4 separate regions of the Homo sapiens genome follow, and regions 2, 3 and 4 are each linked to region 1. Evidence: chromatin contacts called from ENCODE Hi-C or POLR2A ChIA-PET data. All regions are on one chromosome and are shown on one strand. Each heading gives the region's core, a stretch centred on a gene start or an enhancer-like site at or near the end of the contact. The rest is flanking DNA. Distances are from core to core; before and after follow the strand shown. Region 1 holds the start of MAPKBP1 (mitogen-activated protein kinase binding protein 1). Region 2 holds the start of DLL4 (delta like canonical Notch ligand 4). Region 3 holds the start of ZNF106 (zinc finger protein 106). Region 4 holds the start of CHP1 (calcineurin like EF-hand protein 1).

Region 1 (6,477 bases), core at 3,577-6,076:
GAACCCGGGAGGCAGAGTTTGCAGTGAGCCGAGATCACGCCACTGTACTCCAGCCTGGGCAACAGAGCAAGACTCCGTCTCGAAAAAAATGAGTATGTTTCCCCAATACCAAATCATATATGCGTTCAAACACTGAGCAAAAGCTGAAATTAGAGTATTGCCACTTTTTCTCCTTCATGAAACCCACCCAACCAAACTCTTCTTAGAGTCACTTCTCAAAAGGCTCGAAGTACCACCACACAACTATACAGGAAAAAAACTTGGGGAAACAAATAGAGAAAGAAGAATTAGATTTACAATTAAAAAAACACAACTAGAAGAAAGTCATCTTACCCATTGTTTCCAGAAGGAATAATATAACCTAGATCAGATTAATGGCTCTTAAGGAGGAGGACGATCTCAATACCTCCTTCAGTTACTTTTTAAAAATCTAGCAACCCTCCAGCACAGACAATCCTTTTGTAACCCTAACTTAAATCTTGCCTGCTGGGCTTTGGTCCATTTCTATCCTTTGTCCTTGAAAACAAGCCCAGCTCCCTCCACATAAAAATCTTTCAGAAACTTTCAGAGGAGGAGGGTTAGCTATCAAGAACACATACATTTGCTTCTTAAGGAAAACACAGCCCAACTTAGAGATGAGAGGCAGGAAATGACAAGTCTACAGGATTTGAACTTGGGTATTTACTGATAACTTCAAGTCACACTTCACCAAGACTAAGCTGATTTAGCATAAAACTTTAAATCAGTCTTTTCCAATGTACTCCACTGAAGAGACTCCCCTCCCTCTGAAAAAGCTTAATAAAAATCTCAGCACTCATCTACTCTTTGATGTAACTTAAATCTCCACCTCCACTGGCTCTCTCACACCAGCTTTTAGCCATATTTTTAACTAGGTCTCCCCTGAATTAAGAACCCTTTACTGAGCACTGCTTTCTGCATACGTGGACTTCTTCTCTCTTATGTTCTTCACACCTAATTAGGCTGCATCTCTACTTCTTTGTCACCATTTTATTAATCGTAGTTTTGATCTCTCTTCTAAAGAGGTCATAAATTCCTCCTGATTATTTTATTCACCTGGATGTCCAAGTTTATCCCGCACTATATTTGACATCTTTAAATTAGTCTCATTTATTTTTTTTAGTACTTACTGCCTATCTTACACTGTCCTAAACGGTGTGATGTAAAGGAAATAAAGAGCATGACCCCGATCCTTAGGAAATGAAGACATACATAAAATAACAATAAGATATTGGTTTCAAGGTGGGGGACTAGTCACAGAAAGCCCTGTGGCTCTGATAAATACAGAATTGGACCTAAAAATAAGTGTACAATTTGGTGTAAAGGAGAAGGCTACTTTAGATAGAAAGAACAGTATAATTCAAAGCAGGAGGCCATCTGAAGTAAGAGCTGCATAAAAGCTTTCTGACATTTCCTTCTTTGCCCCCCAAAAGGGGCATGTACCTTTTTGTCTTCAAATTTTATTTGAGAATTAGCTATCCATGAATCACAAATTTCCTGTTATCATGATTACTCACAGCCACCACATGTTAGAGCAACTCACAGAGCTTAATACACTAGAGTAATCACAAGGCAGGCTTTTAGAATAATCTCAGGTAGAGACCTTTTACTAAGGAGTGTGGGGAGTCTGGCATCTCTAGGGTCCTGGGCGCACAAAGACAGCTACTCCTCTTGGGTGCTAAAGATATGCACCAGTCATTTTGCTGCCAGACCATTCAAGGGTCATTCAACTTCAGCTAAGTATTTCTTTCATACACAGCTTCAGGACAGACAAAGCCATCTAAAGCAGTCTGAAGCACTGAATTCCTATTTTAAACAGGGAATGGTAAATGGTCTTGCCAGGGATGCCCCTTTTCCACTGTTTTCCTGGAGAGCTCTTCTCCACCTGCCTTAGGACTCACAGTTCAAGCATCCCTTCCTCTGTGAAGCCTTTCCTTTTTTTTTTTTTTTTGAGACGGAGTCTTGCTCTGTTACCCAGGCTAGAGTGCACTGGCAGGATCTGAGCTCACTGCAACCTCAGCCTCCCGGGTTCAGGCGAGTCTCCTGCCTCAGCCTCCCGAGTAGCTGGGATTACAGACATGCACCACCACGCCCGGCTAATTTTTGTATTTTTAGTAGAGATGAGGTTTCACCATCTTGACCAGGCTGGTTTCGAACTCCTGACCTAGTGATCCATCCGCCTTGGCCTCCCAAAGTGCTGGGATTACAGGGGTGAGCCACCATGCCTGGCCTGTGAAGCCTTTCCTAATTCCTCTGAACTGACTTAGGTCGCCTCCCCTGTGCTTCCATTAACAACGTACACATACTTCTACAGCAGCACTTACCACACCGTGTTTTAATTGTTTACATGTCTGACTAGCCATAAGCTCTTTGATGGCAAGGGTAATGTTTTACCCATCACTGATTGCACACTTCATAGGCACTCAATAAACACTTGTTAAATGCATTAATAATGGATGATATTGGAAGTCTTAAAGAATGGCAACTATACTTTCTGGATTCCAGACCAAAATTACAGTAAGAATTAACAATGAAGGCTAAACTCTCATTATATGTTTCTACTACATATATCATTCCTGGCCAGAAAAAGAGGCCAAAGATTGGAGAAGATTGCTCTAACAGTGCTGGTCACTGCCAAGCTACCAGCCAAGAATAAGAGCACTTGCAGTATTAAGAATGAACAGAGTCATATCTAAGGCAATTTCTACATTTCAGGCTTCTTTGCCTGCCTCAGGAGAATAGAAACAATGATGAATAAGAGACCTTGGAAGGGTCACAATGTCCACCATCACAAAACCTTGTAGCAAACTGTGATTCAACACAACTTCTGCTGAAATATACAGGAAAGCTCTTCACCTTCTTACCAAATCTACTCAAAGTTCTGCTAAGGAACACAGGGCTGAACTAAGTCCTCCCAGAACCCTGCCATTTGTACAGTGGCATTCTAAATCATTCCTCATGGGATTTACTCATCACTGAAGAGATACAGGCAAAGCAATACAATGCTGTGGTCTCAAATGCCTCTCCCTGTAACAACCTTGTACCTCACAACCCTATTGGGTTTACAGGCTACTAATAAGACACAAAATCTGATCTGATCCTGTGGGAGTAAAGCCCTGGATTCCCTCAAGGGATTAAATAAATGTCGACTACTTCTGGATTCCCAAAGTTGTGGGGTTTATTTAGTTGAAAAAGCATAAGGACCAAAACACAGACAAGTGAAGCGATGGAAAGGAACTTTGCCTCTGAGGATCATCTGCAGCTGAGTGGGATGTGGCTCTTGGCATATAGTGAATGAGATAAGCAATGCTCAAGGGCCATCCAGAACTGTTTTGCTGACAGATATCTGGCTTCTTGCATGTTATTCCTAAGAAGCCAAAAGGCTCCAGTTAGCCTCTTGAAGAGACAAAAAAAATTTGTTTTCACCGTAGGCAAGAGCAATTACCAAGCCAGTAACTCTGACTAGGTGTTTTAGCATATTTCTTTCTGCCACTACAGTCTTACATAACCCCAGCTGTTACGTTAACACCTGCAGCTACATTAGTCACAGCTTAGCCCTTCACAAGGTATGTGTTCCTACTGTCCTCTCCCAAGAAGGGAAACTGAGTCATAGCATATCAACTGGCTTCCCAAGCACATGCTTAGTGTATAGTGAGGCCACAATTGAACCCAGGTGGTCTTCCTACTATTCACCTTTTCTCATGGATGAATCTCAGCATGCCCACCCCTGCTGCTCTTTTTCCTTCAACCTAAAACCAAATCATTGCCTGCAGAGATCATATGTGATCCTTTAGAGTCAACAAGGGCTTCTAGTTATCTTTCCCAAGAAACAGGAAGGTTAACGAGGAACATGGAGCAGGAGAGGGTGGGTTTGGAAAGAGGTGGATCCCAACAGGACTCACCTTGGAGCTGAGGTCCTCTCGTCGGTTTCCTGCCTTACTCCTGCGCAGTTTGATGGATGGAGATCTCAACAGATTCTTGATCCGGCTGGTAATGGTTGACCCTTCCACAGCCATTATGACGAGAAACCCTTTGGGACAGTCCCCGGCCCAGTCCTGGGTCTTGTCTCAACAGCGGCACTGTCTTCCCACTCCAGAGGGCTTCCCAGTATGCCCTCTCACTGACCTGAGATGGCAGAAGCCACCTTAGTATCACAGTGTCTTACCTTCTGCCTAGCGAAGTCTGCAGCTTTTACCTCTGGGTATTGCTCTCACCATTTCCCTCATCCCCACCTTCTAGCCCTGCACAGTTTCTTACAACGTCGGAAGGAAAGGCTCACGAAAAAGGGGGGGAAAATCCTAAGCCACGAAGAAATGCCAGGCCCACGCCCGCCAGAGGCGTTTAACTGGCGAGATGGATGGGATGGGCCCCAGTTGGTCTCGTGGACGATCTGGTTCCCGTTAATGCCCAACTGTTCCCATGGCAACTGTAGTGTCCAAGGGAGGAGGCCGCCGAGACCACCAGGGATTTCCGCAGGCCTGGACACCTGCGCTAGCGCCGGCGGGGACGCGGCGGGGCTCGCCGTAGCCCACAACTCGTTCTGCCACGGGAGCCTCCCTCCCCCACTCCCTATCCTCCAGAGCTCGCTCTCCGCCCTCCACAGCGGCTCTGGACCTTTATCTTTCACCCGCCTCTGAGGCCCCTGCTACTCGTCAGCGCCCCCGTTCGGGCCCAGCCTCACCAGCCTCGGCGAGCTAAGGCCACCCCGCTCACAGCGCCCTCGGGCATCGCGTTCGGCAATTTCAGCTCCGCCGCGGTAGCCGCAGCGGTAGAGGCAGCAGCAGGAGCTATGGTGGCACGATCGGCTCAAAACGCGAACTACCGCCTGGGCCAAGCCGCGGGCTGGGTGGGCGGAGCCGACGCGAGGGGCGCGGCCTGTAGTCAGGAGAGCGCTTCCAGAGTGGACGAGCAAGGTTTACGGGGGCGGAGCCAATGAAAGGGCCCAGGAAGCAGACGGCTTGGGACTAGGGAACCACGGAATCCGCACAATTGCGGGTACCGCTTTTAGAGGAAGGTCAACAGAACATGGCTTCAGAATTGAGAGAACCAAGCCTTTTATGGTATTATCAGGCCTGGTCCCCCATGGAACTGCACTTCCCAGAGCCCCAAGACGATAACCACGCCTCCAGGGTGTTAAGGTTGTCATCTGATAGGCCCGAGGGACCGTAGCTGAAACTCCTAGCTCAGAATTACAAGACTGAGCTACAGCCTAAAAGCTCTGCTCCCAGCGACCACAAGTGTTGAGATTTAAAGCGACTGAAGTAGTTTCTGCTCGCAGCCAGTCCGGCACGTAGACTCAACGTGGAAAGGATTATTCTGAGTAATGCAATTTAATAGCTAAGAACAGTATTTTTGCACTGGGCAACCTGGTCATCATGAAAGGGGAAAGGGTGGCCTTGAACAGAGCTTTGGGCGTGCGGGGGAAAGAGAAGTGAATATGCTATGTTATAATACTTTAGGTTTCATGGCTTCTTTAGCCTCCAACATCCCATTGTGCTTCCTCACCTAAAGCTGACCAGGACTTTGTTGCTCCAGATCTTTTCCTCATTCCATTTACTTATGAATCCTTTTATCTAGGGCTGTTCCTTGCTGAGGTCACTGTCGAGCTTGCTGATACTAGATCGAGGGGTAGTTTTCTAACTCATGTCGGGGGAGGCAGAGGGAATACACGGAAATGTTACATGAAATAGTATTTCCTGAGTATTCTCCACTTGACTACTACCACAAGAAATCACCTTATGAAAAAGCCTAAGCCAGAGACTTGGGTCCCAAGGGAATAGTACACTGGTGTGTCCGTCTCACCCTATCCAGATCTTTTGAATCCCTGTGGAGATGACATGTGTCTGCAAGAGGGAAGAACCTCTAACAAATTATTATACCTTATGAAAAAGCCTAAGCCAAAGACAAGGGACCCAAGGGAGTACTACACTGGTGTGTCTGTCTCACCCTATCCAGATCTTTTGAAACCCTGTGGAGATGACATGTGATAACAAGAGGGAAGAACCCCTAAACTCATTGCTTGTGTACAACGGTGAGCCTTTAGAGCCAAGTGGCAAAGCACATATTTTCTTGTGTATACTGTAGCCACGTACTGAAAATTAGATTTGTAAAGCTCACAAGTTGACATGGAGATGATGGATGTCACCTCCTGGAGACCAACTGGCAATAGCACGTGGCCTTCTTCCCTTCAACCATGCACTGCAAATATTATGAAACAGAAAATACGATTTTCAAATTTATTTCCCAAGTCTGGAAGAAGAAGGCAAGAACCATTAGCTACAATATGCAAGAGGTAGTTGGTTCCTTCAACCTCTTGGTAGTTACATGATGGGACCTCTCCATGGGATTGAAAGCTAATAAATGGTGCCACCTGGTGTCTTTACTTGCATGCTGCAGACCACGGCAGATGCCATCTCCACCCATGAAACTAGAGTAAAAATGTGCCCACAAGAGCCGTCC
Region 2 (6,477 bases), core at 1,557-4,056, 850 kb after region 1:
GAGGCTGGGATACCAAGGACTCTTAAGCCCCATTCTCACCTGCTGGCCCTGGGGATCCCCTAGCTCTCCTGGGCCCTCTTCCTACTCCTGGCCTCCCAGAGGAGCCCCGAGTGTCTTAAAGTGAAATAATGGCACAGGGAAGGAGAAGCCAAACTGGATGGAATGTCATGATGGGGTTCTTGTGGGCTTTGGCATGATGGGAGGAGCACTGGGAAGAGACAGGAGGTCTGAGGTCAAGCCCACCCTCAGCATCCCTGAGGCCCAGCTAGTAGGAGGCCCAGACCCACTCTTCAAGGGAGGCAAGCTGTGACCAAGAAGCTCCACTGTGTTTCCTCAGGGGACCCTCCCCTTCCACACAGGTGGGAGCTTGACTGCTTACGCTGTTGGCAATATTCCCCAGTCCAACCGGGCAGGCAGGACAAGTTGCCATCTGGCTGGCACACATAGTGGCCGAAGTGGTCATTGCGCTTCTTGCACAGGCGGGAGCAGTTGTCTCCATAGTAGTTGTCACTGCAGATGACCCGGTAAGAGTAGCGCAGCCTTGTGAGGGTGCTGGTTTGCTCATCCAATAACCAGTTCTGACCCACAGCTAGGGAGCCCTGGATGGCGATCTTGCTGATGAGTGCATCTGGTGGCAAGGCCTCTGAGGGGGCAGAGGGTCGGGTCAGGGAAGGGTCGCCAGTCCCCAAGGGTGCCAGTGACGGCTGGCCAATGTCCTTCTTGGCTGTGATGATGGTGATCAGCCAACCAATCAGCCCAGTTATCCAGATGACCCCCGCCTGCCAGCAAGAACAGGCCAGAGGGACCCAAAGCCCCGCTACGTAGCTGCCCTACGTGTGTGCATGTGCAGGGGGCCTGATAGTATTCAAAAAGGGGACAATAGAAGGATGTTAAGATATCCCAGGGTCTTGGAGGCAGATAGGGAGGGGAAAGAGGAAAAGAGGTCAAAATGGAAAAAAGAGAAAAAGAAAGAAAAGCTCCCCAGGCTAGAGAGGACCCTGGGAGCAGGGGGTCCTTTGGTGCCCATTCAGGGGTTCTGCCTCCAGAGGTGGGTAATGGTTTTCTTTTTTCCTTTTCAAAGTGAGAATTGTTGTGCTGCTGAAATATCCTTTTCCTCTGTGTCAGAACAACATCCCAAAGCCATTATTCCCTTTCCAAAGGAGCGGAATTCGCGAAAGGTGTAAAATACAGGAAGGGGCCCGTCAGCGGCGCTGGCAGCTTCAGCCTTTCTCACCGCCGTACTCCCCGCGTTCCCACGCCAAAAATAACCCGCAGGAAACGCAATTGTGCTCTGAGTCCAGGCAGCGAGCGGAATCCGAGCGTCCAGCGCGGGGCGCAGCTCCAGGCCAAGCTAAGCGTCCTGCCTCCCACCCCCAAGCCCGCACTTCCCCCGCCTAGAACAGATTAACTCTTTCGGCGCTGCGCCGTGTCGCCCCCCTGTGGTGGCGGAGCGAGCTACTCACCTGGCCGCAGGTCGTCTCCTGGCGCGTGCCAAGCTTCGATGATGAGCGAGAAGGTACCCTGGGAAAGGGGGTGGGGGGACGGAGAGATGGCGAGATGAGCAAGCGGGGAGAGGTGGGGGTGCCTTGCGGCAGCCTGTTTAATTAATCTAATTGCAGGATTCAGTTACTGCGCCCGGGTCAACATAACGGGGCTGTGCACAGTGTAGCGCTTGAGCAGGGAAGGCGAGAGGAGAACCCCCGGTAGAGGGAGGGTTGAGAGACGGGAGAGTGTAAGGGAGAGCCACTGGAGGAGGGGGTGGTAGGGTACCGCCCCAGAGTGGTAGGTAATGAAAATCGTGTCCCAAGAGCTGGGGACGGGAGGACATAAACTGGGAAGACGGAGACTGGTGAGAGCCTTTTCTGGGATCAGTCTCAGGAGAGAGTCGGGAAGAGCCAGGAAAGAATGCATCCTGGGCTTTTTGGGGGTGGGGGTGTGTGTACAAGGAAATCTGGGGAGGGGGCTTTGGTCCCAGGGCGCCTCCTCTCTCGGCTTCTGCGACCTCCCAGTGCGCCCAGGCTGTGCTCACCGGCCAGGTGAAATTGAAGGGCAGTTGGAGAGGGTTGCGCCCCCCGCCGCTACTGTCGTCCCGGACAGCGAAGGAGTTGGTGCCCAATACCGGCGTGGAGACGGTCCCGAAGGTGCAGGGTCCGGGCGAGACGACCGCCTGGAAGTGCTTAAGGCAGACGCGGAAGAAAGTCCGGCAGCCGGGCTCGCAAGGCCGCCCACTGGCCAGTACGCCGCGCTCGTTGATGAACTCCTGCAGCTGCAGCTGGAAGACGCCGGAGCCGGCCGCGCGCTATTGCACAGGGACCGAGGGAAGGAGGGAGGGGACCGGTCAGCTCAGCTGGTGCCCGGGGCTGAGGCCCAGAGCGCGGCAGAGGGGACGGAGAGGGCGCGGGACGTGTTACCTGCTGCCAAAGTGCCACCAGCAGCAGTAGCGCCCAGCCAGAGGCGCTCCGGGACGCTGCCGCCATCCCCTCGGGCGTCGCTCTCTCCACCCGCGGGCCCTCAATCTGGCTCTGTTCGCGACGCCGCTTTCCCGCGCGTCCGCCAGCCGGCGGGGTCCCTGAAAAGAGGCGCTCCTCTCGGGACGCTGCTCCCCTTTGGCCTTCTCGCTGGCTCCGCTGCAGCTGCCGCTGTAGGTAATCCAGGTGACTACGGCTGGGCGGCGACCGCGCCGAGGACGCGTCTTCTGTCTAATCCTGGGGCTGCAAGCGGGCTAGTGCCGGTGTACGCTGCACCAAGGCGGCTGGGGCTGCGGCTCTTGGCCTCGTGTTCCCGGCCTGCGCGCAGCGCCGCTACTGAAACCTGCGCGCTGGGGGCCTTCCTTATATATATTGGCTCCTCTCCTCGCCGCCTGTCACTCAGACTCATGGTCATTCTCCCCTCCCCTCCCGGCCTCTAGCTGCTACAGTCCCAGCGCCGCCCGGAGGGGGCCTCCGCCCCCGCCGCTCCCCCCTCCCCGTCAGCCAGTCGGGCGCAGGTCCCCGCCCCTCCGTGCCGCTCCCAACCTCTAGGTCCCCCAGCTCTGCGCGTGCCGAGGTGACCAGTCCTCCGTGATGGCGGGGTTAAGGGCTGAGACCCTGGCCGCCGGAGGATAGAGGGGTTGCCCGGTAATGGGGCAGGAGGTGAGTGGGTGGTTCGGGGATGGTCTTGGGGGCGGAGACACTAGGCAGTCCCTGTAGGCTGTGCATCCGCAGCAGGCGCTAGTTACCTAGTGTTCCAAAGCAGGTAAAAAGAACTTAAGCCCGGAATGCAAAAACCAGCGCTAGGGAAATCCGATCTCCTTTTCCTTCCTGGAGCTTCTGGAGCCCTTGTCTCAACGGCCCCCAACCTATGAGTGCCCACCCACCACGCGTCCCCAGCGCAGCAGGGAAGCCAGCAGAAGCGTTAACCTCTCTGTGGCCACTCTGAGCAAGGCTAGGGGCTAAGGGTCTAAGGCTCGGGGCCCTCTCTGTGCACCTGTTGGGCGTCTCCCTCTCTAGCTAAGGGGGGGCGTGCCCAGCGCGTGCCTTCTCCCTTCTGCCCCCTGCCAGGGCTTGGCGCGTGCCAGAGACCCAGACGCGCGGTCCCTGAGGTGGGGGAGGGCGGGGCGTGGTCCCGGAGGTAGGAGGGGGGCGCGTCCTCAGCTGTATGGTAATGAGGTTCTGGCCCCGCCTCCAGCGCGTCCCCTCACCTGAGTCCAGCTTCAGTTCCTGCGCCCACTGCCTCCCCCCACCCCAGCAGCCCCAAGCCCCCGGCCGCGCCCTGTCGCTCAGCTGGGGCAAGGAGGAACTCTCCTGACGCCAGAGTTGGCTCAGGCCACTGGAGAATCAAGGTGAGGGACTGAGGCCGGGTCGGCCCGGGTCCTCGCCTCATAAGGCGGGATGTGGGGTGGAACTGGAGGCTTGCGGAGCTGTTTGAGTTTCAGGCGGCTTCCCAAGTCTCGCCCGAGAGGGTCCCCTGGGTGGCCCCACTCCTCCAAGCGGCAGCAGCGCAGCTGCTTTCTCGGAACCCGGCGTGATCCCCGGAGACCGCAGACCGGGGAGGGCCGGCTTCTCCCAGTCTCAGGGGTGCCGGGGAGCTCTCTCTTTGCGACGCCGAGGGCAGCGGGGGCCCTGTGGCTTCAGCTGTCAGCCCGCCCGCGAGGTGATGGCTGTAGTCGGGCGGTAAGATCAGCGCGGGGGGGGAGCCGGGACGCGGCGCGAACCCGGGGGAGGCGGTAAGGGTGGGGGAGCGGCGAGAAGCCCAACAGCTGCCAATGCCGAGCATGGTCTGATTTTTTTTTTTGAGTTGGGTGGTGGTGGTGGAGGACTGGGGGACGGGTGTGGTGGGGGGGGGAAGGATGAGAAACAAGAGGTTGGGAGCGTGGGTTGGGGGAGGGGCGAGGTGAGGAGACGGGCTCCGGGGTCCCCCACGCACGGCCACCCCTCCCAGCCACCATCTGGCGCGAGCGGGTTGGCGTGGGGAACCGAGGTGGGGCGGGGCGGCAGATGGGCCCAGGCTGCGCTCGGGAGTTAATGTAGGTTATGGGCAGGCGGAGTCCCAGGCCCGAGGGAGGGGGAGTCCGGGGCGTGCCTCCCGGCGATCCTGGCAAGTGGGCTCCCAGATCTTCTCTCCGCCTATACCCTATGGATCCCTGGACTTGCCTCTCTAAGATGCCAGCGGGTGCCCCTTGCTCCCCTCCAAGCTGGCATCCAGCCCTACCTAGCCCTGTCCTCTCTCAACTCCAAATCCTGGCCCAGGAGTTAATAAAAACATCCTCCTTTTCTGGCGCTGGTCCTGCTTACCTGACCCTCAAGGGAGACATCTAGTCCCACACAAGGCATCTCTCCCAATACTGGAAAATCTGGAACACTCTCTACCCTCATACACGCCCAGACTAATGTGCCCAAATGTACTTTGCAAATTATCAAGGACCAAACAAAAGTTGGGATTATTATCTTCAGAGAGGCAGCACCCAGGAGATCCCAGAGATCTAGAAAGGCTCTGACCAGAAGAGGAAAGGGTTAAATTCTCAGCATCAAAAGACATTCATGAAACACCTATTTGCGGAGGCGCTGTCCCAGAAGCTCATTCCCGGGCTAGGACACTGCCACCCTTGGCCCTGGGTACCTACGAGCGCTCCCACACGCTGCGGTCGAGCTTTGCCCACATTTGCTGAGCAGGAGAGGGTCATGCTGCGGGTGGGGAGCCCAGTGCGAAGGCCGCAAGTGTTTCTGTCAGCCCAAAACTGGGGCTGCGCCTTCCTTCTTCTCCCACTCGGGACTTTCGGACTTGCGGGCGGAAGAACGCTACACGCGTGGTCCTGGGATGGGAGGCCACCGATCACCGTGGGGCTGGACCCCCATCGAAGTCGGCTGCCCCCGCCCCTGACGCAGACCCTCCACAACAGCATGGAAAGGGTGCACAGATAGACCCAGAGTCCGAAAGACCACTGACCCTCCGCAGGCCCAGGGTTCCTCAATTCGACCCGCACCCTCAACACTCCCCAACGTCGGAAGCGGGCGCAGGGTCGAGGCCTGGCTTCATGAAAGGCCCACCGCCTCTGCCCCTAGAGGCCTTCTGCTTCTGCTGTCCCCCTACGCTTGGCCATTGCGCATAGTCCTCCAGCCATAAGAACCGGCACTGAGGACCGGGAAGCGCTAAGGTCGCCTTCCAGCGGTGTCCCCAAGCTGACCCCAGGTTATTGGGGCGCAACAGGAGCCTCGTAGAGCCTCGGGACTCCTCCCCCGCAGCGTAGCCTCTGTGCCCTCCCCACGGCCGCAGGCGCAGCTCCGAGACCTTCAGCGCGGTTTTGCCTCTCCTCTCCCCAACCCCCTCTCAGGGGACGGCGCTCTTCGCGGGGCACACTGCACCCGGGTAGGAGCGCGGTGGGGGCCGGGCCACCGTGCCTGCTGGGCAGACCAGGGGCGGGGAAGCAGGCCTGGCTTGGGCGGGGCGCTTAAGCCTTGAGGGGCGCCGCTGCGGTCGCTGCGGAGAAGGGGCCACGTGCAGGGAGCGGCGGCCGGGGAGCTGCACAGAAGGCGTGGAGATTTGCAAACTGTTGCTGCCACATGGCTGCTCCATTCGATCCATTCACATTGAAATGAGGCCGGCGCGTGCCTCATCTGCCGCAGGGCGCTGCCACGCGTCAGCCCGGCCCGCCGCGTGCCAACTGGGGCAGTGGGACTGGCAGAGCCTGGCAGCCGTGGGGGCGCAGCCCGGGGCCTGAGGCCAGGAGGGTGTTGGGGGAGGGAGTCGAGCTACCCTAGCCATTCAGGCGCCGCAGTTTCAAGGACCTTGGCCCTACAATTGGGAGTGAGCTGGCGAGAAAGGCCCAGGACCGACGGGTTTCAGAGGGGGGCCGGGATCGATGCCGCCGCTCCCCGCAGATGCGCCCCGGCAGGGCTACTCTCCATCTGCCGCTGCTCGCACCTGCCGGTCAATAAATCGATTTTACAATTTAATGCAGCAGCTTCCCGCCCGCCTGGGACAGATGCCGCAGCAGAACCA
Region 3 (6,477 bases), core at 1,304-3,803, 720 kb before region 1:
TAAGCAATATTGAGGGCCTTTTTAATATGGGCAAAAATGAACTCACCATTTTCTGCCCTCCTGTGTAAATTTCTCAAGCAGCAGTCACTTGTTGAGGGCAGAGGTGGAGAAAATGTATGGTTGAGTTCATTAGTTCATTTAGGGTTGTGATGGTCATTGATATAATTCCGTGGTTCTCAACCAGGGACGATTTTGTCCTCCGGGGGATATTTGGCAATGTCTGGAGATGCTTTATTGTGATGACAGGGAAACGGGGGTGGGTACTACTAGCATCGTGTCCAACAGTGCTGCTAAACATACATACACACACACGCACACACATATATGTATATATATATAGAGAGAGAGAGAGAGAGAGAGAAGGTCTTGCTCTGTTGCTCAGGCTGGAGTGCAATGGTGTGATGTCAGCTCACTGCAACCTCTACCTTTGCAGCTCAAATCCTCCCACCTCAGCCTCCTGAGTAGCTGGGACTACAGGTGTGCACCACCACTGCCGGCTAATTTCTGCATTTTTTGTAGAGACACGGTTTCACCATGTCACCCAGGCTGGTCTCAAACTCCTGGACTCAAGCGATCTGCCTCCCTTGACCTCCCAAAGTTATAGGATTACATGTGTGAGCCACTGCTCCCAGTCTGCTGCTAAACATCTTATAATGCACAGGATACCCCTGACAAAAAAGTATATGTTCCAAAATGTCAGTAATCCCAAAGTTGAGAAACCATAATCTAGCGTTACCTTGGCACTCACCAATATCTGACTGTGGTCTTCTACAGGCTTTTCCCTGAATGATGGCCCAGAGTTTATAGGGTAAAATAGTTCCTCCATTGCATGCCTTTGAAGGAGAATAGAATGAGCAGCGTACCACAACCCTTGAGTGTTTCAAGGACTTGTGATGTCACAAACACGGAATTGGAAGTTTCCTAAACCTCTAGAACAAATCTGGATTTACATAGAAGAGGTTAATATAGCCGCTTCCTTTCTTTTTTCTCTCTCTTTTTTTTTTTTTTTTTTTTTTTGAGACGCAGTCTCGCTCTGTCGCTAGGCTGGAGTGCAGGGGCGAGGTCTCGGCTCACTGCAACCTCCGACTCCCGGGTTCAAGCGATTCTCCTTCCTCAGCCTTCCGAGTAGCTGGGACTACAGGCACGCACCACCACGCCCAGCTAATTTTTGTGTTTTTAGTAGAGAAGGGGTTTCACCATGTTGGCCAGGATGGTCTCGATCTCTGGACCTCATGATCTGCCCACCTCGTCCTCCCAAAGTGCTGGGATTACAGGCGTGAGCCACTGTGCCCCACCGCTGCTTACTTTTATTTGAGACGTTGAAGGTCTTGTTAAACAGAGATGTTATAATCTCAATAATATAGGAGGGACACTCCACATAATTATCAACCTGAATGTCATTTCATTTATCTGATAGTCTTAGTCACTAAAATTAGGTTTCTGAGGGAATGGGTATGGGCTAAGTTTAATAATAAATATAGGCGGCCGGGCGCGGTGGCTCACACCTGTAATACCAGCACTTAGGGAAGCCGAGGTGGGCGGATCATTTGAAGTCAGGAGTTTGAGACCTGCCTGGCCAATATGGCGAAACCCCATCTCTACTAAAAATACAAAAATTAGTTGGGCGTGGTAGTGCACGTCTGTAATTCCAGCTACTTGGGAGGCTGAGGCAGGATTATCGCTTGAACCCGGAAGGTGGAGGTTGCAGTGAACCAAGAGAGCGGTTCTGCACTACAGCCTGAACGACAGAGCAAGACTCCATCTCAAAATAACTAACTAACTAACTAACTAAATAAATAAATAATAAATGTAGGCTGGGCGCGGTGGCTGACACCTGCAATCCCAGAACTTTGGAAGGCCAAGGCAGGCAGATCACTTGAGCCGAGGAGTTTGAGACCAGCCTGGGCAACATGGTGAAACCCCGTCTCTACTTAAAAAATATTATAAATACCTTAGGCATGAGTAAGAATAAAGTCAGTATTATGGAATGTCTGCTCTGTGATAGGCAGCATTCATAGATAAACACTTGACCTATGTTATTTAATCCTAGCAACACCCTGTGAGATAACATTATCCTAATTTTAACTCAAGAACCTGAGGTTCCAAGAAGAATTGTAATTTACCCAAAGTCACAAATTATTCGTAGCTAGTCCAAGATCTGAAACTCAGGTCTGGCTGTTCTAAAGCTCTTGCACCTTCCATTCAACTTCAGAAAGTTTTACAAGGAAGGAGTGTTTTCAAAATGTAGCCCGAACAGTTGCCACTGACTAAAGGAAATGGCGGGACACCAAGGAAGAGAGTAGGAGCTACAGGGAGGCCGGGAAAGAACAAGGAGAAACAAGGAGAATGAAAAAGGGACCAGGGAGGCTGTTCATAGCGTCCAACGCTGCGTACTGACTCTCCCGCAAGCGGGCCTGCCTTTGTTCTTCCTCCATTCTTTTTGAGAAAAACCTCTTCCTGTGTGTCCGTTGTTCACTCTCTTGTGTTCAAATAAAGCTAGATTATTGAGAACTGCGGACGGCAAAGGAAAAAAAAGCGAGCGTGACGGCTTCGGTGTGCGCCTGCGCGTTGGCGGCGGCTGTGGCGGGGCCCGGCGGGGAGCGGGTCCGGAGCAGGCTCCCGGACCCAAAACTGAAGGGGGCGTCTGAGGCGTCAGGGAGCTCCCTCGCCTGGCTCTCGGCGGCCTGATGGAGTAAGAGGGGTTGGCTGTGAATGTGAGTATCGACGGGCCGGCCTGCGTTGAGCGTATCGGAGCCCAAGGGTCCTGGTCGTCTGCCCCTTAGGGAGGTTGTGGGGCTGCAAGACACCACCGGGTTTCTACTCCTGCAGGCTGCGGCTCAGGGGCAACCTGGTGGTCCACTCTCCCAGAGCCGGCGCGGGTTTATGGGCAGGCGGTGCTGCTGGCTTCGGGGTACGGATTTTCGCGGGGGCGTTCCAGCTCTGCTCCCAGCCCCAGAAGGAAACGTGGCTCCAAAGCCTTGACCTTTAGGGGAAGCCACTGACCTCCTTCGTCCCCAGTTGGGCAGGGAGTCCAAAGACCCTGGTCCTTAAAGCCCGTAGGTCTCAGGCCAGGGACACATTTCAACCTCTCGCGACTGACAACCTCCGTTCTTTTTCCTCCTTTCGTTTCTCTCCTTGTGGGATGCGTCTTGATAATAACAACTAATAACAAATAGTAACAACAGCTTACTGTGTCCGTTTAATATTTAGTCCGAATCTCGGTGTATAATTGTGGAGAGGAAATGCTTTACATCCTCTTCCCCTTTCAATTTGTTGTGTAATCATCTTTGAGAGTAAGATTAAGGCATCTTATTGAGAAGTTTGAGATATCCGTGGCTTTTAGCAACTTGAGACTGTCATCCTAGGTAAGCGAAGTTCTCTTACCTAGCAAATAAGTGCTGTATCCACCATAATGGTTTATATCCAGTTTATTCAAAGCACAAATAACTTCTTTTTTTTTTTTTGAGACAAAGTTTCGCTCTTGTTGCCAGGCTGGGGTGCAGTGGCGCGATCTTAGCTCACTGCAACCTCCGCCTCCTGGATTCAAGCAATTCTCCTGCCTCAGCCTACCCAGTAGCTGGGATTACAGGCACCCACCACCATACCTGGCTAATTTTTTGTATTTTTATTTATTTTTATTATTATTATTTTTTTTAGGACGGAGTTTCGCTCTTTCGCCCAGGCTGGAGTGCAGTGGCGGGATCTTGGCTCACTGCAACCTCCGCCTTCCAGTTTCAAGAGATTCTCCTGCCTCAGCCTCCCGAGTAGCTGGGATTGCAGGCGTGCACCACCACCACGCCCGGCTAATTTTTGTATTTTTAGTAGAGACGAGGTCTCACCATGTTGGCCAGGCTAGTCTCCAACTCCTGACCTTAGGTGATCCACCCACCTTGGCCTCTGAAAGTGCTGGGATTACAGGCTTGAGCCACCACGCCCGGCCCACAGATAACTTTTGAGTGCTTATTAAGAGCTTAGTACTGTTGTAAATAGCATGGGAAATCTTAAAATTTGCTTTAAGCCCCGTTCTCAAGTTTGGTCGTGAATGAAATAATGAAAGACAATTTTCAGATGCAACTAGAATTTATTTAGTATCTACTACACATTTGCCAATACCGCGCCATGCCTAGAGTTAACTCTTGAGTCTAGAAGATAGTAGGAGCCCTTTAATTAGAAATACTAGATGGTTTTCGAGGAGAACTTTAAAATGGCCTGGAAGGGGCCAGGCGCGATGGCTCACGCCTGTAATCCCAGCACTCTGGGAGGCCGAGGCGGGCGGATCACCTGAGGTCAGGAGTTTGAGACCAGGCTGACCGACATGGAGAAACACCGTCTCTACTAGAAATACAAAATTAGCTGGGCATGATGGCACATGCCTGTAATTCCAGCTACTTGGGAGGCTGAGGCAGGAGAATCGCTTGAACCTGGGAGGCGGAGGTTGCAGTGAGCCAGGATTGTGCCATTGTACTCCAAAAACGAAACTCCATCTCAAAAAAAAAAAATTAAAAAATAATAAAAAATGGCCTGGCAGGAGGTAGAGGGTGTGAACGAATCTGATCAGGCTAGTTCAGAACCTATTGTGTGTGTGTGTGTGTGTGTGTGTTGTTTTTTTTTTTTTTTAGAGAGAGCCTTGCTTTGTCGCCCAGGCTGGAGTGCAGTGGCGCAATCCCAGCTCACTGCAACCTCCGCTTCTTGGGTTCAGGTGATTCTCCTGCCTCAGCCTCCCGAGTAGCTGGGATTACAGGTGCCCACCACCATGCCTGGCTAACGTTTTGTATTTTTAATAGAGACGGGGTTTCACCATGTTGGCTGGGCTGGTCTTGAACTCCTGACCTTAGGTGATCCACCCACCTCAGCCTCCCAAATTGCTGGGATTACAGGTGTGAGCCACAGTGCCCGGCCTCAATTGTTTTGATTAAAAGGAAGATATTTAAAAAGGAAAGACTATGAATAGTGATTATTGTACATCTAGATTAGTGCACGTGTAGTCTGAAGGCTGCTCTACAAGAGTTGAGAGGAATGGAAGATGCTAGACGACTTGGTTCTGGGACCAGGAATGGCTCAGTGAGAAGTCTATGTATTGTGTGTTTTGTAATTGGGAGTATCTTAGTGGAGAGTTTAGGATTAATTTCTGTACCCAATGAATAAGAGCACCTGGGCAGACAAGTTACATATGAATGCTCTACTTGGACCTCTAGCATGTGAAATCACTAGTGGAAACTCTACAGTCGAGTGTGTGTGTGTGTGTGCATGTTTGTGCATGTTTTAATCTGAAAGAAACTATCAAGAAGCTCCCAGGTCTTCATCAGTGAAGGATTGGTTAAATAAATGTATGAATTTGCTAGAAAGAATGAGCCAGCTCTATATGTGCTAATATTGAGTGACCTCCCATATAGTGAGAAAGAAAAGGTGCAAAAGAGGGTGTGCATTTTGCAACCACTGTGGTTTTATAAAAATATTATGTATTGCATATACAATTGTTCCTCCATATCCGTCCATGGGTTCTGCATCCATGGATTCTACCAACTTTGGATGGATAATATTTGGGGAAAAAAAATTCACAAATTTCTGAAAAGCAAAACTTGAATTTGCTACGTGCTGAGTACATACTACATTGCATCCACATAAATGAAGTTATGTGTAGGCATTGTATTAGGTCTTACATGTAATCTAGAGATGATTTAAAGTATACGGAAGGTATGTGTAGGTTACATGCATATACTGTGCCATTTCATATAAGGGTCTTTAACATTCTCAGATTTTGGTATTGAGGGGGATCCTGGAACCAATCCCCCATGGATATCGAGGGACAACCATATATGCATAGAATATCCTCTGTGGAGGATAGTCAAAATCATAGAGACAGAAAGTAGAATGGTGGTTGCTAGGGGTTGAGGGAGGGGGAAATGAGTTATTGTTTAATGGATATAAAGTTTCAGTTATGCAAGATGCAAGTAGTTATGGAGACGGATGGTAGTGTTGGTTGTACAACATTATGAATGTATTTAATACCACTAAACTACACTTAAATGGTTAAGATGGTAAATTTTATGTTTTGTATTTTCATGCAAAAAAATTGAAAAATATCTCTGGAAAACAAATAAGAAACTCACAAGAGTGGCTGACTGGAAGTGGCGGTGGCTAGGAAACAGGAGGGGGTAGTAATAGTTTTTCCTAAAAGCTTTTTTTTTTTTTTTTTTTTTTTTGAGACAGGGTCTTGCTCAGTCACCTAGGCTGAAGTACAGTGGCATGATCATGGCTCACTACACCCTCAAACTCCTTGGCCCCAGCAATCCTCTTCCCACCTCAGCCTTCTTAGTAGCTGGGACTACAGGTGCGTGCCACCATGCCCAGCTAATTAATAAATTTTTTGTGTGTGTGAAGAGGAGGTCTCACTGTGTCACCCAGAATGGTGTTGAACTCCTGGCCTCAAGTGATTCTGTTGCCTCAGCCTCCCAAAGTGCTAGGATTATAAGTGTG
Region 4 (6,477 bases), core at 1,884-4,383, 540 kb after region 1:
ATAGATAGTTTTCCAAATTCTTCATAGAAGAAAAGGCAGATGAAAATGGGACAAATTCCACCTCTCTACCCACTCCAGATATCCGTTTTTATTCTTCAAAATCTTTTGCATCATACCAAATTACTCCTTGAAAAAACAACTCTGGGCTTGGCGCAGTGGCTCACACCTGTAATCCCCGTGCTTTGGGAGGTTGAAGTGGCCTAAGAATCACTTGAGGCCAGGAGTTTATGACCAGCCTCGACAAAATAACAAGACTCCATCTCTACAAAAGATAAAAATAAAAATCAGGTAAGCATGGTGGTATGCGCCTGTAGTCCTAGCTACTTGGGACGCTGAAGCGGGAGGATGGCTTAAGCCCAGGAGTTTAAGGCTTGCAGTGAGCTATGCTCAAGCCACTGCAGTCCGGCCTGGGAGACAGAGCAAAGACCCTGTCTCTAAAATAAAGAAAAAGAAAAAGAAAAAACAACTCTGATGATGGACACTATTTGGATAAACTGATGGTTCCCAGGGCAAAGGAATGACTTTGTAGCAGGCTTAGGGGGAGATCTCTCCTGGAAGTCACCCAAAATGCCCTAGGTTAATCTATCCAAATCTACTCCACCCATGTATCAAGGCCCAATTCCTGTCCTCCATGAGGACAGCCCACAAGGACTCTCTCTCTTGCCTGATTTCTGAAGGTGGATGACACACAATTCTCAGCTTTCTTATGTCATGATGCTAATCATAACTCTCTTGGGCTTATCTCCCCAACCAGGTTGGGGGCGTTTTTTGTCACCATCTGCTCTGAGTACCTAGCACAGTACTGAACAGACACTGTAAAAATTCAGTAAGCACTTGTTTCACTAAGCATTCTGGCTCAATACATACATTTGCACTGGTTGTGGAGAGAATCTCCCTCACAAGTGACTCACTCTTTGGCAATGGGGAAAACAGCTTTTCCATGAGCACTTAGTTGTTTGTCCACAAGCCACATGGTAAAAATATCCCATCCAGGTCATTTCCATTTGGTCAAATGTATATAAACCAGAATGGGATTACTGCTCCCTTCATTCTGAAGCAAAAATGGCTTTTTGCATCTTCACTATGGTTTACACTTTCTCATTATGTGACTCTATATTTATTTCTCTTTGATTCTGCTTATTTCTCCATGTGACTCTTTAACACAAATACTTTAATTCGGTGTCACCCTAGACCTAAAGTAGTACTAATTACAAATGTGGCCAGAAGTTATGGCCACAAAACGTAATAAAATGCTTGTTGAATCCAAACTGCTTGCGTCTCCACTCCGAGGGTCAGAGTAAGTCAGTGGCCAAACAAGTACTGCAAATTATAAAGAGCTAACTACTTTGGGTCATTCAAATCGTGAAAAGGACTGCCTTGGTAGGTGGAGAGGTTACCATCATTAAATGTCTTTACAGAGAGGCTTAAGGGCCATATTTTAGGGGAGGCTGAAAGAAGCAAACCAGTCCAGAAAGGGGTGGGGCTAGAAAACATCCCTTCCAACTTGAAAACTCCAGAAAGTTGAACTTGTCACAAAGCAGAGAACAGCACTTAAACAGGCCTGAAAAATTCTGTAGTTCCCCATAGCACTCCTCAGTACTATCTGCATATGGGCCGGAGTGAGTTACTGGTCATGTCATTATCAAAGACAAGTATGATGAAGAGACAGAGCTCAGGTGCTACATCCTTCATTAACTCAATAAGAATCATAAAGGTTTACTGAAAAGATAAAATATTGTATGCATCAATACAATTGTATCATACATTGCATTATCAAGGACTATTCAAAGTTATGATGGTATTTTACAGCGCTTCAGAATCCCGAGTCCTTTTGCTCCTTTGTTCAGACTAATGAGGAAGAGACTGGACTATAAAAAAAAAAATCAGTTCTGCAGGGCACGGTGGCTCACACCTGTAATCCCAGCACTTTGGGAGGCCGAGGTGGGTGGATCACTTGAGGTCAGGAGTTCGAGGCCAGCCGGGCCAACATAGTGAAACCCCATCTCTACCAAAAATACAAAAATTAGCCAAGCGTGGTGGCAGGCACCTGTACTCCCAGCTACCTGGGAGGCTGAGGCAGGAGAACTGCTTGAACCTGGGAGGCGGAAGTTGCAGTGTGCCGAGATCACGCCACTGCACTCCAGCCTGGTTGACAGAGGGAGACTCCGTTTCAAAAAAAAAAAAAAAAAAAATCAGTTCCTAGTACAAATTCACACGGAGATTTTTGGAGCACATCCAATTTCAATAGCGAATAAAAAAGTACACCAGCATAGTAGAAATCAATACATATATGAGATTAGGACAGCAAGTATCGTCGTGTAAGTAAAAAACTGGTGGTCACAGTATCCGTGTTTTTTCTCTAGAAGTTCAGATTGAAAGAAGTCTCACAATCCCAGACCCCTGATTGTTTAAAGGTCTCCAGGCATCGGGTCATGTCTCCCAAAGCCTTACTACACGGTCTTGCTTTCTGGGTGGTTTTCCCAATTTGTGACAAGAACTTGTTTGTAATTTCCCATAGTTGTCAGAGGTTTTAGGTCCTTACCCAGAAACGGATTTTCTACAGAATCCATCTCGAGTTCCTGAATTTGCTTCTCGGGCTTTACCTACTGTTCAGGATGCCTCTTCATAGGGAAGGGTGGTGCGAGGCAACAGAAAGGAAAGGAGTTCGGGGACTTTGATGGGCAGGGTGCAGAAAAGGGGGGCGTCGACGCTCTACGAGTGATCAAGAGTCCCGATTTTGAAGGGAAGGACAGCCCCACAGTAGCTAGAGCCCCGCTCCAGGAAGCTGCAGCTGGAAGAACAGGTCTTCCAGCTCTCGGTCCCCAAACCTGGAGGCTGCCCAGGACCCCCCAACCTCACAGGCACCCGAGCTCCAGACCTTAGCGACAGCCGCCCTTGGTTGTGAGGCCAGCCTGAGGCGCCCGGCGTTCCCACCCCCAACCCGAACTCACAGCCGGTCTCCTTCTTGATCTCCTCGAGCTCTTCGTCCCGCAGTAACGTGGAGGCCCGAGAACCCATCGCCGTGCCGGGAGCTCCTCCGGGAGCAGCGGCGCCAGAAGAGACGGCGACAGGAGGGAAGGAGGGAGGGAAGGAAGGGCTAGGGGTCAAGAAGGGAGAGGGCAGTGTTTCCACTGCGGACCCGGGAGGGAACCCAGGGGTGGTGCGCTGGGGAGGGCGGCCCCGAGGACCCGCCAATCAGGCGCGAGGCAGCGCCCGGCTCAGGAGCCAACGTCAGCGTTCGAGTTCCAGCCCCGAATGAATCAGCCCAGCTCCAGCCCAAGTCCTGCTGAAGACGGACCCCGCCCCCGGAACCGCAGCTGCCACCGGCCTTAAAGGGGCGATGCCACTCGGTCGCTAACGACGCAATTAAAAGGGCAACGTCATTGACCAACAGTTTTACAACAAACTAACCTGCGACAGGCAGCGTAGTCTACCTTTTCTCACAGGAATCGAACACTAGGAATCCTACTCGATAGGTGGCACGGATTGCGGAGAGAAACTTCGCGTGGGGGGGAACCCTAGGGTGTACCCTTCGGGGACTGCACGCGCTCTTCATCTTTCCTGGCTGCCGTCCTCCTCCCGGCCGCAGGGGGCGCTGGGGAGCCGGCCTCGGGGCCGCGTGCTGATTGGCTCCTCGGGAAACAGACGAGACTGGACGTTGGGCCGGGCGGGCGTCGCCTCTGCGGCGTGTGTCCCCGGCGTCGCGGACCTTTCTCCAGGTTTTCAGCCTGTGATTTGATAACCGCCGCCGGGTGGCGTGGAGCGTCCCGAGACTTCTTCCTTCATTGCAGCCCCTCTTCTTTTAGTTCTAGACTGAAGTTCGAGGAACGCACCACTTGGCTGAAATTAGGATCCAGATTTCCCAAACTTCCTTCGGAGGAAAAAGCCCTAACGATGGAGGACAGTGAATTCCTAGCTTATGGTCCGCCATTTATTTGAAGTTCCTTATTTTGTCTTAAAAATGAGAAATTTTGCATTTTATTCTCATGGTGTATTGTTTGTTTTGATTAAAAAGGTAGGCCTGGCACGGTGGCTCACGCCTGTAATCCCAGCACTTTGGGAGGCCGAGGTGGGCAGAACACCTGAGGTCGTGAGTTCGAGACCAGCCTGACCAATATGGAGAAACCCCATCTCTAATAAAAATACAAAATTATCCGGGTGTGGTGCCGCGTGCCTGTAATCCCAGCTACTCGGGAGGCTGAGGCAGGAGAATCGCTTGAACCCGGGAGGCGGAGGTTGCAGTGAGCCGAGATCGCGGCATTGCTCTCCAGCCTGGGTGACAGAGCAAGACTCCGTCTCAAAAAAAAAAAAAAAAAAAGGTAAAAGCCACCCGTTAAATTAGTGCCTACTCTCAGGTGAACCAGTTCTTACTGCTTCACCTGCCTTACCCCTTCACACCTGTTTGGTTAGAACACGTATAAGATAAGGAAGAACCGAATTCTGACTGCTGTTAGTACCCAAGTACCAGGATATTTTTGTCGTAGCAGGCTTTCCCAGGTCAACTTAAGTTACTAGTTTTAAGTGTTACCTAAGGCTTTACAGCTTAGCCTGAGGCCCCACACGTTCCCTGCAAGCTGAGGTTCTAGTTTGAAGAACTAGAGTTTTGTTTGTTTGTTGTTGTTGTTGTTGTTTGAGACGGAGTTTTTGCTCTTCTGCCCAGGCTGAAGTGCAAAGGCGCCATCTCAGCTCACCGAAACTTCCGCCTCCCGGGTTCAAGCGATTCTCCTGCCTCAGACTCCCTAGTAGCTGGGGTTACAGGCATGCGCCACCGTGTCCAGCTAATTTTGTATTTTTAGTAGAGACAGGGCTTCTCCATGTTGGTCAGGCTGGTCTCGAACTCCGTATCTCAGGTGATCTGCCCGCTTCAGCCTCCCAAAGTGCTGTGATTACAGGCGTGAGCCACCGCACCTGGCTTGTTTTGTTTTTTTGCGACAGAGTCCGGGCTGGAGTGCAATGGCCTGATCACTGTGCATTTTCGGCTCACTGCAACCTCCAGGCGGGTTCAAGGGATTATCATGCCTCAGCCTCCTGAGTAGCTGGGATTACAGGCGCGTGCCACCACGCCCAGCTAATTTTTGTATTTTTAGTAGAGACAGGGTTTCACCATATTGTCTAGGCGGGTCTCAAACTCCAGAACTCAGGTGATCCACCCGCCTCGGCCTCCCAAAGTGTTGGGATTACAGGCGTGAGTCCCCGTGCCCGGCCTTAGAGTTATTTTTATGATTGTCGTGCACTTGTCTAACCTAGTGATGTTGTCCTTTGTACTCAGTAACATTTTGGATATGCCCGTCTAAGAGCTAAATCACTGGAGCTGCTTTGTATGTTGGAATATGGCTGTGATAGGAAAATTTTGTCAGCCCCATGAATGTCCCTTTTCTCAGTCAGCCTTGAAGCCCATCTCTTGATGCTGACCTTACTTTTTTCCTTCCTAATCTTGAATCTTAGTGTTTGCAGCTGTCTCCAGTCAAAGCTTTCTTTGCTTCATGTTAGTATTTTTTTCTGACTTTAATTTTTTTTTCTTTAATGTTTCTCTAATTCTCTTATTTTCCAGGTGTTTCACAAACTTTCCTTTCTTGGGTACCTTTTAAAAGTATAAATTGCTTGAACCCGGGAGGCAGAGGTTGCAGTGAGCCAAGATAGCGGTACTGCACTCCAGCCTGGCGACAGAGTGAGACTCCATCTCAAAAATAAAATAAAAATAATGTTTGCCTCTATTAAGGGCTGTTTTCTTTTTCCAGTTTTATGTATTTTTCTTTAAAAATTCTCCTTTTGCCTGTTGGATTAACTTAAAGAATGGTTTTTCTTAGACTCTCTGATGACTTGTTTTATGTTCTGTTTGGATGCATAAGACTTGGTCTTGCACTAAACTACAAACATCCTACCCTAGAGGCCTGGTCTTAGTTCAGATTGCATTACCTTCTAGCTGTGTGACTTTGGGCAGGTGTCTTAACCTTCTAAACTTCAGTTTCTTCATTTGTAAATTAGGTTATGGTTGTTATATCAAGTAATATTTGTATAAGCACTTGATAGACCTTAAAATGTAAAAATATAGGTTATTTATTTGACCGAAAATTGTATGTAACATCTCACCTTCTTCCTAGTTGACTTAGGCTCTAGTTATTTCATCAATGTTTTTATGGTTAAATTGCAAAATTCACTGGTTGAATTTTCCTAGTGTGGCAAAAGTATACAGCTTTTAAATTTAAAAAACTATAGAAGAATACTTATCTAAGTTTCTAAATACAAGGACATCTAAATAACAGAATAGTTCTAAATTAACTTTTAAAAAATTACTGTATTATGGTAAAGAATGTAAGAGTACCGCCTTCTTTTGTTTTGTTTTGTTTTTTGAGACAGAGTTTCACTCTTGTCTCCCAGGCTGGAGTGCAATGGCGCGATCTTGGCTCACTGCAACCTCCACCTCCTGGGTTCAAGTGATTCTCCTGCCTCAGCCTCCTGAGTAGCTAGGATTACAGG

The links. A loop is a pair of places that touch in the nucleus more often than their neighbours do. ChIA-PET counts read pairs that join two places held with the same protein, here RNA polymerase II (POLR2A). Pooled maps may share reads with other maps.
Region 2: a loop to region 1 is called in a pooled map, with 1.9 times the contacts of the local background. The contact joins the promoter of DLL4 here to the promoter of MAPKBP1 in region 1. A Hi-C loop is called at or near these places in 1 of 50 pooled maps. POLR2A ChIA-PET finds 5 or more read pairs at or near these places in 2 of 52 experiments (Caco-2 and WTC11).
Region 3: a pooled map shows a loop between it and region 1 (10-fold over the local background). The contact joins the promoter of ZNF106 here to the promoter of MAPKBP1 in region 1. A Hi-C loop is called at or near these places in 3 of 37 single-sample maps with no recorded cell type and 7 of 50 pooled maps. POLR2A ChIA-PET finds 5 or more read pairs at or near these places in 1 of 52 experiments (GM12878).
Region 4: a map of gastrocnemius medialis shows a loop between it and region 1 (16-fold over the local background). The contact joins the promoter of CHP1 here to the promoter of MAPKBP1 in region 1. A Hi-C loop is called at or near these places in 1 of 168 maps with a recorded cell type or tissue (gastrocnemius medialis), 1 of 37 single-sample maps with no recorded cell type and 8 of 50 pooled maps. POLR2A ChIA-PET finds 5 or more read pairs at or near these places in 3 of 52 experiments (BJ, GM12878 and activated CD4-positive, alpha-beta T cell).

What each region holds. Positions count from the first base shown.
Region 1 is chr15:41,772,833-41,779,309 of GRCh38, reverse strand. MAPKBP1 (mitogen-activated protein kinase binding protein 1) reads right to left here and starts at 4,826. Exons shown (of 31, transcript NM_014994.3): 1 at 4,700-4,826; 2 at 3,921-4,143. The coding sequence starts at 4,034. RefSeq lists an enhancer at 5,330-5,379.
Region 2 is chr15:40,925,669-40,932,145 of GRCh38, reverse strand. DLL4 (delta like canonical Notch ligand 4) reads right to left here and starts at 2,806. Exons shown (of 11, transcript NM_019074.4): 1 at 2,412-2,806; 2 at 2,030-2,299; 3 at 1,464-1,521; 4 at 380-643. The coding sequence starts at 2,477. RefSeq lists silencers at 2,912-3,001, 3,595-3,664 and an enhancer at 6,115-6,477.
Region 3 is chr15:42,487,217-42,493,693 of GRCh38, reverse strand. It overlaps ZNF106 (zinc finger protein 106), which reads left to right and starts at 2,553. Exons shown (of 22, transcript NM_001366845.3): 1 at 2,553-2,714. It also overlaps a transcript of SNAP23 not described here. RefSeq lists enhancers at 2,381-2,490, 2,791-2,840, 2,891-3,080.
Region 4 is chr15:41,227,924-41,234,400 of GRCh38, reverse strand. CHP1 (calcineurin like EF-hand protein 1) reads right to left here and starts at 3,133. Exons shown (of 7, transcript NM_007236.5): 1 at 2,952-3,133. The coding sequence starts at 3,018. It overlaps EXD1 (exonuclease 3'-5' domain containing 1), which reads left to right and starts at 3,644. Exons shown (of 12, transcript NM_001286441.2): 1 at 3,644-3,922. RefSeq lists enhancers at 3,290-3,349, 3,370-3,439 and a silencer at 3,560-3,619.